Linked DNA regions of Mus musculus: region 2 is linked to region 1. A link is a loop called in an ENCODE intact Hi-C map of the cell type or tissue named here. Cell type or tissue: heart. All regions are shown on one strand. Each heading gives the region's core, and the rest is flanking DNA. Links, peaks and the distances in the headings are about the cores only.

Region 1 (6,098 bases), core at 447-5,446:
GAGTCCTCTTCTTCTCTATAGGGGATGGATAGTTTCTGTTAGGAAAGTGTTGTTCGTTCTTTTCTTTTGAGAGACAGGGTCTTACGCTGCAGCAATCCTAACTCAAAGGAATTGCCTTGCCCCAGTCTCCCAAGTGCTAGGATTGTAGGCATGAGCCACTGTGTCTGCATAAAAGTTTCTTTTAGAAGTCCTGATCTGTGTTGCCTAGACAGAGGTTGGAATGGCACATGCCACTTGGCTCATATTCCTTCTAGGGCACTGACTGTTCTTTTTGTAGCTAAAATGGACCTAAATTTTGCCATCCATAAAAGACAAACTGACCGTGGTTCCTTTTTATTTCTCAGTGCAAGGTCACTGGAAAGCAATTACTCGGGACAGTTTCATTCTGGGTTACAAATATTTTCTAAATGTCACTCTTTGCTTAAAAGATGCCCCTCTTTTCTTGAAAGACTGTTAAGGATCATGGGGACCTTGCACTAGAAAAATATCCCATCTCCGGAATCCATTTCCCGTCTTCTAAATTACAACACAGACGCAGGCGTTGGCCGATAATCTGGTTACCTGCAGGCTCTCTTTGATGTCTTGGCTTCAAGGCTGGGGTGTGGGTGGGTAGTTGGGGCAAGCCTTACAAGGGTTGGGAAGTCAGGGAGGGCTCTGAGAGGAAGCACTTTCATGCCAAGGGGAAAAGAGGAACTGATGTAATGTCCTGGGGAGATTTCACTCTCGTTCCTGCCCAGGTCTTCGGGAACAATGAAGGAGGGAGACAGTGCTCCAGATAATTCAACTCAGAGTGGACTTCAGACTTTGGATCCTGGGCAGGAACAAGATGTGGAAGAGCTTGATTTATTTATTTCTCTGCAGACACCACTGAAAGAGGAAGCATTTGATGAAGCTGATAACATTAATGGCAGACAAGTGGATCTGAGGGTATTTAATTCCCGGCTCCTGGTGGTCTGGGCACAACCGAAAGGTCTGCAACAAGACCTTCCAAGCTTTGTCTCAGTACAAAGCTTGCACCCAGGAATGGAGTAGGCTCTGATCCTGCCCTGCTGCCTGTTGCTCTGTTATTCTAAGTTGGCAGCCGAGTGTGGAAACTTAAGAGGCCAGGGCCGGCAGGCAGAGGAGCTCTGGACACAGGAAACACACTGCTTTTGGACAGTGAGTGCGTGAAATCCCTCAGATGTGGGAGTCTTCTGTCTCAGGTTGTCTTTTTTTTTTTGGAGGGGGGTGTGGGGGAGGGGGTGGCCTTGATGTTTGTGCTTGGTAAGTTGCTCAACTGGAAAACTGGGAAACTGTCCATGCCACCCTGGTTCTGAAGGTCTTGATAGGGGAGGGGAATGCACAGGGAAGAGGGAGGCAGAACTACATAGAATGAGCGTGGGCACTGAGGCACAGGAGGAGAAACCCTAAGCCCAGTAAGGACCATTCACTCTGGCTGACTGTGTGCTTTCTGAGCACAGAGCTTTGTCTTTGTAAGTGTCTTCAGACACAGAGGACCCATTCTTTGAACCAAATGTAAAGCAGATCTTCGATGAGAAGAGTCTTATTGGCTTTCCTATCATTTATTAGCTCCACCCTCAACTCCCACTCATATGTGTGTGAGACCGGGTCTGTGATGGCTAGTCTTGATTGTCAACTTCATAGGATATGAAATCACTATGCAAACATACCTCTAGGTATGTTTAAGGGTGTTCTCAGTACGGATTTTGTTAAGAGGAAGACTCTGAATGGTGGGCAGCTCCATCCAATGGGCTGGGATTACGGACACAATGACACAGAAGCAAGCTAAGCATCAGTCTTCATGTCTCTCAGCTCCGACTATGGATTTAACCATATCGGCTGCTTCACCCTCCTGCCAACGTGCTTTGGACACCACAATGGACTGTGCCTTCACAGTGTGAGCCAAAAAGGCTTTCCCTTTAACATGTTTTTGTTTGCCATCTTGCCATAGCGATGAGAAAAGTAACCAATATAGAATCCCATGTAGACCAGTCTAACCTCGAAGTCACTACATAGTTAACAATGACCTTGAATTCCTGATTCTCCTCTTTCTATCATTTTTACTTGAATTCATCCAAACGCCCCAATTCAGTCACAAATAAACAATGAGGAAGTCCAAAAAGGTTATGGCAAACATCTCACGATCATATATCCCATGTCAACATATATCTCATGTCAACATTACATGTCACCCTGCATCATCCCCAGGTTCCATGAAACGAGTCAGGGGACTCACCAGCCTCAGGGCACTGTGTTTCACAGGATTCCAGAGAGAACCACACCTCGGTAGTTTTGTAAAAGAGCCAAACAAAAGGCTCCAGTGAAACATTCATGAGGTGGAAGTATATTTCATACACACACATCATGTCCTCTTAGCCCTATTATTGGGTTCCCAACTGTGCCTTCCCACTACCAAGTTCGTATGTTTTAACTTCCAGGCTCCCAGAAGGTGGCCTTTATGAAAAGGAGATCCTTGAGGACATAATTAGTTAAGAGGAAGCCATTTTATGTGTTACAGGTTCCAGCCCACTGTGGGCAGCACCATTCCCTGGTCAGATGATCCTGGGCTATATAAGAAAGCCAGGTGTGAGCCTGCGAGAAAACCAGCAATAAGCACACCTCCACGGTTTGTCTTCTTCTTTTTGTGAAAGAAAAATAGGCCAAGTTTAGTGAAAAAAACTGGGTAGGCTAGCTATAAATCTTGGCAGCTGCCAGGAGAAGGGGGATGGAGAGGGGAAGGAAGGAAAGCTGCCATTTGCAAGGGAGGGCAATAAGCACTCGTGTGGCTTCGAGAGGGCTTCAGAATACCAGAGAAAACATGCTTAGCCCTTGGATCAGTAACCAAAAAAGGTATAAAGAGAAGTTAAAAAGAAAAGTAGCGCTCTTAGTTCTAACCCAGAAAAGTGAGCAAAGTGCATGGCACAGTATACACAGAGCTGTCTGATGGCACAGTCTCCACAGAGCTGTCTGATGGCAGAGGCTCCACAGAGCTGTCTGATGGCACAGTCTCCACAGAGCTGTCTGATGGCAGAGGCTCCACAGAGCTGTCTGATGGCAGAGGCTCCACAGAGCTGTCTGATGGCAGAGGCTCCATGTGACTGCCTTGCCATGCTTTTTGCATCAAGTTCCGGCTATGACTTCTTTCAGTGATGGAAATGTAACCTGTTAGCTGATAACAAACTCTTTTCTCCTCTCAGTGGTTATTTTTATTTATTCGAAAATTTTATGTGTATGGGTGTTCTGACTGCATGCCTGCCTGTGAACCACATACACGCAATGCCTACGGAAGCCAGAAGGGGGCACTGGATCCTCTGGAATGGGTGTTACAGACAGTTGTTATCTGCCACATGGGGACTGGGAACTGAATTTGGTGGGTCCTCTGGAAGAACAGCAAGGTTTCTTAATCAATGAGCCATCTCTCCAGTCCCAGGGTTTTAGGCCATGGTGCTTGTCACAGCAACAGAGGGGAAACAGAATATCTTATTATTCAATATGACTGGTACCCTTATAAAAAGGAGGTTGCGGACATGGACACACAGGAGGAATGCTACGCCAAAGGCAAGGCAGGACCTCCAAGACAAGCAACACTACAGATTAACTGCTCACCAGACCTCTGTAGCTAAGACTGACTCTTAGACCTGGTCCTTCCCTCAGCTTTCATGGAAACCAACCCTGACCATGGGCTTCCAGAGCAGGGCATACTGAAGTGCTGTGTCTACAGCTGCCTGGTGTTGATGTTCGTTATAGCAGCCTAGCAGAATGCTACACTTCCCTGTCCCCAATTGCTTTTCTTCAAGGTTCAGTTTCCGCTTGGTCAGAGACCATCTACTGACCTTTTACCTAGCCACCTCCACTGACTTCCCCTTTAGGGCCTAAAGAAGTAAATACCTCTGGTTGGAGGGAATAGTTCAATAACAACGAACTCTGGGCTTTTCATAAGCATTTGGTAACATGGGCTGAAGGAAACAAAAAAAACGGTTCACTCATCTTCCCTCAGGCCAGGCAGATGCTGCCTGCAAGTGGGCTGTCTCCTCCAGTGGGCCAGCATAGATCATGCACACATTTGCAGACACACTCAGTGGTGGAGTCGAGAGGCCTCTCTAGGTTTCAACACAGCAGCCGAAAGAAGCGATGTAAGGAACCAAGGGTGCAGGAGTAGGGTGCCAGCTGGAGACGGCTCAGTGGTTAAGAGCCCTTGCTACTTCTGCAGGGGACACGTGTTCGGTTCTCAGCACCCACAGGGTTCACAACCATCTGTAACTCCAGTTCTGAGGGGATCTGCAGGCATTGGGTATACATATACCCAATATGCAGGCAAAACACTCATGCGCACAAAATAAAATAACTCCTCAAATAAACCAAGGGGAGCTCAGAGGGAGTTTAGTTGAGGAGTGCTTGCCCAATATGCACACAGTCCTGGGCTTGATCCCCAAAATTAAATAAGTGAGGGATGGGGGTGGATAGCTGTATTCATGGCAATCCCTGGCTACAATAGCGAGTTTGAGGCCAGCTTGGGTTATATGAGACCCTGTCTTTAAAAAAGAGGAGATCCTAAGGGGCAGAATCAGAAATGATCCAACTAGACTTGTGGGAAAATTTATCAACAGCTATCAGAGACTGGGGAGAGGGCAGCACAGAGCTAAGACTGAAGAAAGAGTCTTAGCATGGGGGACAGCCAATCAACAGCCCTTCAGCAGAGAACTTCCTTCTTTGGAGTTGAAATCCGCTAATTCCAGAGCCTGATCTCCAAGAGCCTGGCTAGATTTCCCCAACGTTTCGTGGAGACTTCCTGCCTTTCTCTGGAGTTACTCATGCATATAGGAATCTCCCACCCATGAAACTTTTGGCTGAAGAGGCTAGACTCATCCCAGACCTAAATGCATTGCTCAGACCACAGGAGAGAGGAAGAAGATTGAGGGCTGGTGGGAGATAGCAAGGGACTATGTGTACTGTCGGGTGCCTTCCTTTGCTGTGGCTAGCATCTGCTGAGGAGGGATGGCGGTCAGAAAGGACAAGGGCAAGTCAGCCATGGCCCTGAAACAGGAAGGAAGGGCCTTTGCCTCCATTTTGTCATCATTTAGTTGGGGGCAGGAAGTGTAGATCAGGCCTGCTCTTATTCTCCAGGGACCTCTGATGACCTGCCACCAGCTTTTAGAATCACAGCATGGAGAGGTAGATCTTATACTAAATGTAAGATGAGACAGCCAGAGATTCACAGAAGGTTCTGGGGGTGGGGGTGGGGGACGACGATACCTAGCACCCCCCAGGTCCCAGGATGCAACATGTATTCACTGCCAAACAGGCCAACAATGAAGACTGACACAGTTCCCAGAGCAGTTCTGAAAGAGATGGTGGAGTCTAGAGAGGTAGGTGTCCTAGGAGAGGTGATGGGCCTTTAATATGCATGGGAGGCACAAATCTGACACCTGAGCCAAGCACAGGTTCCAAAGATGAAGTTTAAGAAACATGGAACTGGAAGCAAAGAAAAAAGAAAAGGACCCTTTCACTCCAAGTTGGAGTTACTCAACCCCACTCAAGTGTACTGAAACACAGACCAGGGTATAAGGCTTATACATATTTTATCACAATTAAGAGTTTACAAGAAAAGGATGATTAAAAACTTAACTAAGTAACGGGAAGCCGTGCCAAATAATGACGACGGGTGACATTTACTGGGTGCCTCCTGACAGGTGCTTTTCCTGGAACACTTCTCACAGTAATCCGTTTCTTTCTTGCATGGTCCAAGGCAGGGACTGCTATTTTCCTTCTCTGACACACGGAGGAACTAACTTGCCCAGGGATACAGTGCAGATAAACTGGGGAGTCAGAATGCCCTTGAACATAGTTGGCCTGTCACATGTTCATGGTGCTCTCTGGCTCCTTCACGCATTGCACAGTTAAAATATGCAACAAAGATGTCATATCGTAGTTGGTGGCATCTTTGACACTTCATTTATCAATACTATTCCAGTAAGACTAGAGAATCGAGTGGTTTTTTTTTTCTTTCCATAATCAGTAAAGGCCATGGCCAGGGGCAGATAAAAGCTCTCTCTCTCTCTCTCTCTCTCTCTCTCTCTCTCTGTGGTGCTTCTGAGGCA
Region 2 (6,098 bases), core at 318-5,317, 120 kb before region 1:
AGCTGTGGGAGAGGACAGAGGACAGGAAAGCCGAGGTGTGTCAGCAAGGTAGCCCTGAGGCAGGAGTGGAGGCCAGCTCTCAGTGCTCCCTCCCTCTCTCTCTCTCTCTCACTGGGGGCTGACAGTGCCATTGTCTGAGATTGAGAGTGAAATCACAAGCTACAGCTTCAGAGGCCCACGAGAGACATAGCAGGACATGTTTCCTTTCCTGTTCTGACTTTGATTTCAGATTTCCTGACAGCTATTGACTCAGATGACTTCAAGGTGAGAGCCAGGATGACCGGAGGGCAGTGGTGAGCTTCGTTCTCCCCGAGGAATGCTCACACCATGTCACAGGCTCTTCACTCCAGCCTGGCTGGGTCTCCTATGCACCTCTGGCCACAGTTTTGACATAGAATGTCTATGTATCTTTCTGCACACCACTGTATCTGTGAATGTGGCTAACTCATTTACATTTTCCCGGGAAATGCTTTGTTTTAATGCGGAGCCATGGTTAATCAATACAATCGCCATCAGTTCCAGGCAAAACAGAGTTGTTAATTATCCTTCAGGAGTGTGAGGTGCTCGGGCGCTTGGTACCCACAGAACGTTCCAGATGCATCTAGACAATTATTAAAGCATGCCTCTGGGGACGCCTGAGAGTGTCTCCCAAGAGGCTTAACTAAGGGGGAAAAGACTTGCCCTGTCCGAGGGCAGCACTCTCCTATAAGTAAGTTAGCGGCTGATAGAGTGGCAGAGGGAAGGGGAGCCAGGCAGTTAGCTCAGGGGTTCCTTATCTCTGCTTCCTCTGCAAAGCTTCAGCTGGTCCATAATGCCCTCCTACTGTCCCCAGCCACCTCTAAAACCAAAAGCATGAGGCAGAAGAGATCCCTTCCACCCTCTGTAAGGTATGTTCTCCCAGCAGCAAGAAAATGGCTAGCTCATCAGCAGAACCACAGTGGCTGGATCAGAGAGCAGCTCTTAAGTTGATGCACAGTGAGTAAGAAGTGTTTGGGGACTTCACAGCAGAGGGAAGGAGACCAAGGTCGCTCCGGGGCATCTGGGCATGGCAGAGCAATGGCCTCAGCAATGTGGCGGCTGCAGTAGCTACAGCCGCTTCTCTTGGAGTTCAGGGACCCTTCACTTCACTTTGAAAACTCAATAACTCGATTGAAGGAATGAATGAAGAACACCCAGCAAAGCATCAGTCTGGCCTTTCCAGCCCTCAGACCACAGCCACTTCTAAATAGAAGTTCCTGGGGAGTACCCCTCCTCCCTTTCCTGTCATTGTAGGGCACACTGCAGGAAGCCAAGGACATTGCTTCAGGGAAGGCTGCTTTTTCTCTTAAGAAACCTCAGGTCATTGAAACCAAATGGTTGTCTGTATCCTGAAATCGAGTCAGGCTGAGAAGGCGCGTGGGGGATTCGGTTCCTGTGCCTTGGGTTTCCCCTACCCAGACCCCTGTACCCAGCACACCTCTCTCCTTGCCTCCCAGACCCCTGTACCCAGCACACCTCTCTCCTTGCCTCCCAGAGAAAGCACAAGAAAGCCTTTGGCCAATCTAAGTCCTCGAGCCAGATTTAGCAACCCCTCATGTCTCTCTAAAGGTTAAACAGTTCCCACAGGGCACCAGAAAGGGTTATTGAAAACAGCAGGGTTTTTTTTTTTTCTTCTTTCTTTTTTTTTTTTTTTCTTCCTTAACTTCACTTCTGGTAAATCTCTGATCCAGCATCTAGTGGTTAACCACTGATACAGGAAGTGACATTTAACGTTTTTTATCACTCATCCAGAAATGGAAGAACAAGGCAAGTCTGTGTTTGGGGAAGATGGATGGCTGCCCACCACCTTCATCTTAAAGGCACATCACCTCTTTTCCTGATTGTTGGGCTGATGGCAGCGCATTTCCCTCCAGCCTGCTTGCTTCACTGTTGGGGGTGCAGTAGGGGTGTCAAGAGGGTAGTCAAGACCTTATGTCCTGGATGGGAACAACCTTGTTGGCCATTGATAGGGGTGAAACGGATGGTATTTGGTTCCTCTTTCTCAGGAGCCGTTGCATGTGGGGACAGGCAGGAAGGAAATGAGCTGGGATGCCTGTGTCCCAGGCAAAGGGAACCACAGACTCAGCCTGGGGTGGCTGAGTGCTGGAAGCCACCTGGCCAGCTGAGACTTGGAACAAAAATCCTGCCGGCTGTGGGAAGGAGGGCAGTCACCTGAAGCCTTGTCAACCCCTGCCAAGATGCTCCGTGACTCTTAAAGCTAATGTTGGACACGGCAAGCCATGACCAGGGCCTATGCATTCGGGTTAGCAAAGCAGTTAACCTCTGTCACTGGATGCTTTCCTGTTTGTCGTGTTAGAAATAAGGGGGTTTTCTGTGTAGCTTCTAGGTAAATCCCTGGTAACAAGGGTGACAAGGACAACAACAAACACTCTGAGCAATCCCTGCCCAGGCTTTGCCCCACCTACTGGGGGGTCTGAGGACATTGAGAAGCTTACATGGGAGCCCTGCTGGAGGGTGTGGGTGCATCAGACACTGCATTGCTGGCAAAGACCCCTGTCTTCCCATATTTACCAGGGTGATGGATTTCTCTGAGAAATTCCCCCTTCTTCTGGCAAGAAATGACACGATATCATAATGAAAAAAAAAGTCGCTGGGTTACAAATTATCCTTTCTCTTCTGGCCACCTCTGGTCTGACCACATGGATTCTTGGCCCTGTCAACACTAGGAGGCAGTGATGCCATGGGCCTGCTCTGTCACCGAAATGGGCAGGAGCTACAGGGTCAGCTGATGTTCACCACGAGGCCAGCTGGACCTGTGAGTCAAGTCACCTCTTGATTTCTGCTCTAGCTTGCTCTGGGGAGGATCTGAAGTGACTGTGATCTCTTGGAACCTCAGTTTGTCTATCTAGACACTGCTTTGGAGATCTCAGGAGAGCTACAGATTGCTGCAAAGGAAATGTGTCTTTCCAAGTTTGCACTTTTCTCCATGAGAGGGAAGGCATGGGTGACTTCAACGTGTTCCTGAAAGGACAGAGTTGCACACAGGTGTCACATGCCCCAGGCTGTAGGCACCAGTGGTGGTGGGACTTTGTGTTGGAAGTAGCTGTGAGATGAGAGCATGATTCTGGTGGTCCTCAGTGCGAGCTCTTTCTCAAGCACATGCCTGCTCCCCACAGAGACTTTTACCTGATACACCAAAGTGGAACAAGCATCAAAGCCAATGGAGCACTTTCCTGTGCCACAGGACACAAAACCACCCCACATCTCTGAAGAAACAGCAGTCTGCTCACTGGTGCCAATGCCTGGCTGCCCATGGTTGGGAACTTAGGAAACAGTCCTGACCAGGTCCCCCTTAGAAACCAGCACAAGCATTTGCATGTGAGTGTACATGCATGTATACATGCGTGTGTATGTGTAAGTGCATTTGTATGAGTGCATGCACATGTGTGTGTGTGCATGTGTGTACCCATGCCTGTGTATGTGCAGAGGCCAGAGGAGAACATCTTTACAGTATTCCCTTGAAGAAGGCAATCCCACTGGAGTTCAGAACACTTCAGCTAGGCTGTGCCCCAGCGATCCAGCCATCCCCCTCACCTACAGCATTAGGCTTGCTGCAGCCATGCATGCCCAACTTCTTGGTGGGTGCCAAGGATCCAAACTCAGGTTCGCATGCTTGCTTGTGCAGCAAAAGTGCTCTTACCCACTGAGTCACAGCCTCAACATTTTTATAAGGGTCTTAAGCACATTGACATACAGTCTGTGTAGAGAGCCTCCTATTTAAATGAAGAGATTAATAAGTTAAAACACACACACACACACACACACACACACACACACACACACACACACACACACACACCACCACCACCACCACCACCACCATACAGAAAATTATATGCTCTGATTTTGGTAATTACAGAGAGATGCACAGAGGTAGAGCCTCTTAGCCCTGCCCAGGAAGAGCCGGTGCAGGAGGAAACGTCTCAGATGAGATTTCAAGATTAACGAGGTGAATCAGTTGAGAAGGAGCTGTGGTAAAAGCAGGTGAAATTAGGAAGGATGTGAGATTGGGGTGGGTAGGAGTCAGGACATGCTTTGCTGTCTCCCAAACTGTGTTAACAGCCACAACCTGCCTGCCGGAAGTAGGGGGTAAAGGGAAGGGAAGGAGCAAGGGTAACTTTAGGTTTGTCACGGGCAGTGGGTGGCTGCAGATGCCAAGCCTCTGGGCTTGAGGCTCTACGTGGGAATAAGTAGACTTATCTATGGGAGGCTCACACAAGTCCTAGACGCTGCCCAGGCCCGAGAGGTTTTGCAGGCAGCTCGTGATTGGTGGAGTCTGTCCAAGTGTCCTGTGGGTAACGAGGTCATCCTGGGAGCATCATGGGACGATGTTCGCCTCAGGGCAATGATGAGGGTGGGTGCTGCATTTTTTGCCTTTGCCAATCTGTTCAGATTTCCAGGGCTGCTTCCCACTCAGGAAGCTCATTTCCTCAGCTCAGCCCACCCAGCTCAACCCCAGAGTCCTGAGGCAAACCAACAGCCAGTTGCCACGTTCTGTGATCCGTTATTGCATCCGTTTTTCTCACTTAAATCAAATCTTACTATCTACCTATACTCACGGAAGAAATCCTCAAGTTGGGTTCTTAAAATAATAAGTAATAAATGTTTCTCTCCTCCTTGGTAACTCTCCCCCTTCCTTTTCTTCTTCTTCCCCCTTCTTCCTCATTCTCTTCCCCTTTTCTCCCTCTCTCTCCCTTTCTTTTCTCTTCCTCCCCTGCACCCTTCAAGCCAGAGTGTCTTTATATAGCCTAGGCTGGATTTGAACTAATGTTTTTCTTGCCTTAGCATTCTGAGCATTGCCATTACAGGCATGTGTGACCTTACCCAGACTCCTTTATGTTTTTATTAATAAACTTAGGTTCTAGTAGAGTCCTTATAGACACCCATGTCATTTCTGCCTATGGACTTCCCTCATCTGGAGAGTACCACACATTTTTTTTAATTACATACAGCTGTGCATTTCCACTCCTACAATCCACTGGGGCTATTTTCAAATTCTATAGCTCATTGTTCCTGTCACCCGTTCTTGATTCTTTGTCTTCTCATACTCTTCCACTATTATCCGATTGCCTTTTGGAGGGTTCTTTATTGCTTTGCTTGGCATACTGTTATTGCACCAAAATTTTAAGAACTTATTCTGCAAAGATGCCAAATTTGGATCCTATTACTTTCCTCTTATTTATTTATTTTTAATTTTCTGGAGTACTGGAGATTAAACCTGGGTCTACACACATCCTCAGCCAATGATCTACCACTTATCCACATCTCCATTAATAATCTGGATTATTAGGGTTGTTGATGTGTTGTTAACTGGATTTAGAATCACCTGGGGGACACATGTCTGGGAATGTCTACAAGGGCTTTCTGGAGGGGTTTAATGAAAGGGAGGAGACCAACCCTGAGTGTGGGCAGCACCACCCCAGAGGTGGGCTCCTGGACCAAGTCAAGAGGAGAAAGCAAGACAGACGTCAGCATCCTTGCATCCCAGCTTCCTTGAGTAAGATGTGGCTGCTTCATGTTCCTGCTTCTGTGTGGGTCCTGCCGTGATAGAACCACCTTCAAACTTCAAGCCTAACAAATCCCTCCTTAACTTATGTTTAAGTATTTTGTCATAGTATAGGTATACTAATACAGGTTGCTTAGTGCTATATATAACATCGTAAGAGAAAATGCGTTATAAACCATAAATAAATGAATGTTAAATAACGACTGCAGTACACTTGTCTGAATGACATGTAGAAACAGGTTGGAATGTAATGAAGTTCTATCCCTAGACTCTCCTGGAAGCCCAGCATCTACTCTTGATCCGTTGTAATTCAGATTCTAAACAGATGAAATACTGGAAGATATATGTTGATGTCAGGGCTTGCCTCTGGGCTCCTTTGAGTATTTACAAAATACATTTTTTTCCGTGTATACCATATAAACTTATGCCTTTTCTTCCCTGCTGTCATTTCTTCTTGGAAATTTCCCCCTGGACACATCTGTATCACATAACTCACTATATTCCTTTCTTCCTTCACTCACTCTGAATCTATTGAGTTCTACTTAGGTGTGGC

What was found. A loop is a pair of places that touch in the nucleus more often than their neighbours do. Peaks named below come from ENCODE experiments on the same cell type or tissue, not always from the same donor. Only the 100,000 strongest peaks of a DNase experiment are listed, where the experiment ranks them.
Region 2: a loop joins it to region 1, with 2.3 times the contacts of the local background. A loop is called at or near these places in 3 of 42 quality-filtered maps.

The regions. Positions count from the first base shown.
Region 1 is chr6:134,238,387-134,244,484 of GRCm38, reverse strand. The region is part of intron 4 of Etv6 (ets variant 6); the gene reads right to left. LOC118027456 (a long non-coding RNA gene) reads left to right here and starts at 766. Exons shown (of 4, transcript NR_169154.1): 1 at 766-1,158; 2 at 2,519-2,626; 3 at 5,303-5,366. In heart, for the core only: a CTCF peak has its summit at 3,285 (motif pointing right); a DNase peak (open chromatin) is centred at 654; H3K27ac peaks cover 1,373 bases.
Region 2 is chr6:134,362,777-134,368,874 of GRCm38, reverse strand. All of the region lies in intron 3 of 4933406J09Rik (RIKEN cDNA 4933406J09 gene), which reads left to right. Among named protein-coding and RNA genes, the nearest start is that of Bcl2l14, 31 kb to the left of the region's middle. In heart, for the core only: a CTCF peak has its summit at 2,704 (motif pointing right); DNase peaks (open chromatin) are centred at 1,364, 2,044 and 2,714; H3K27ac peaks cover 1,406 bases.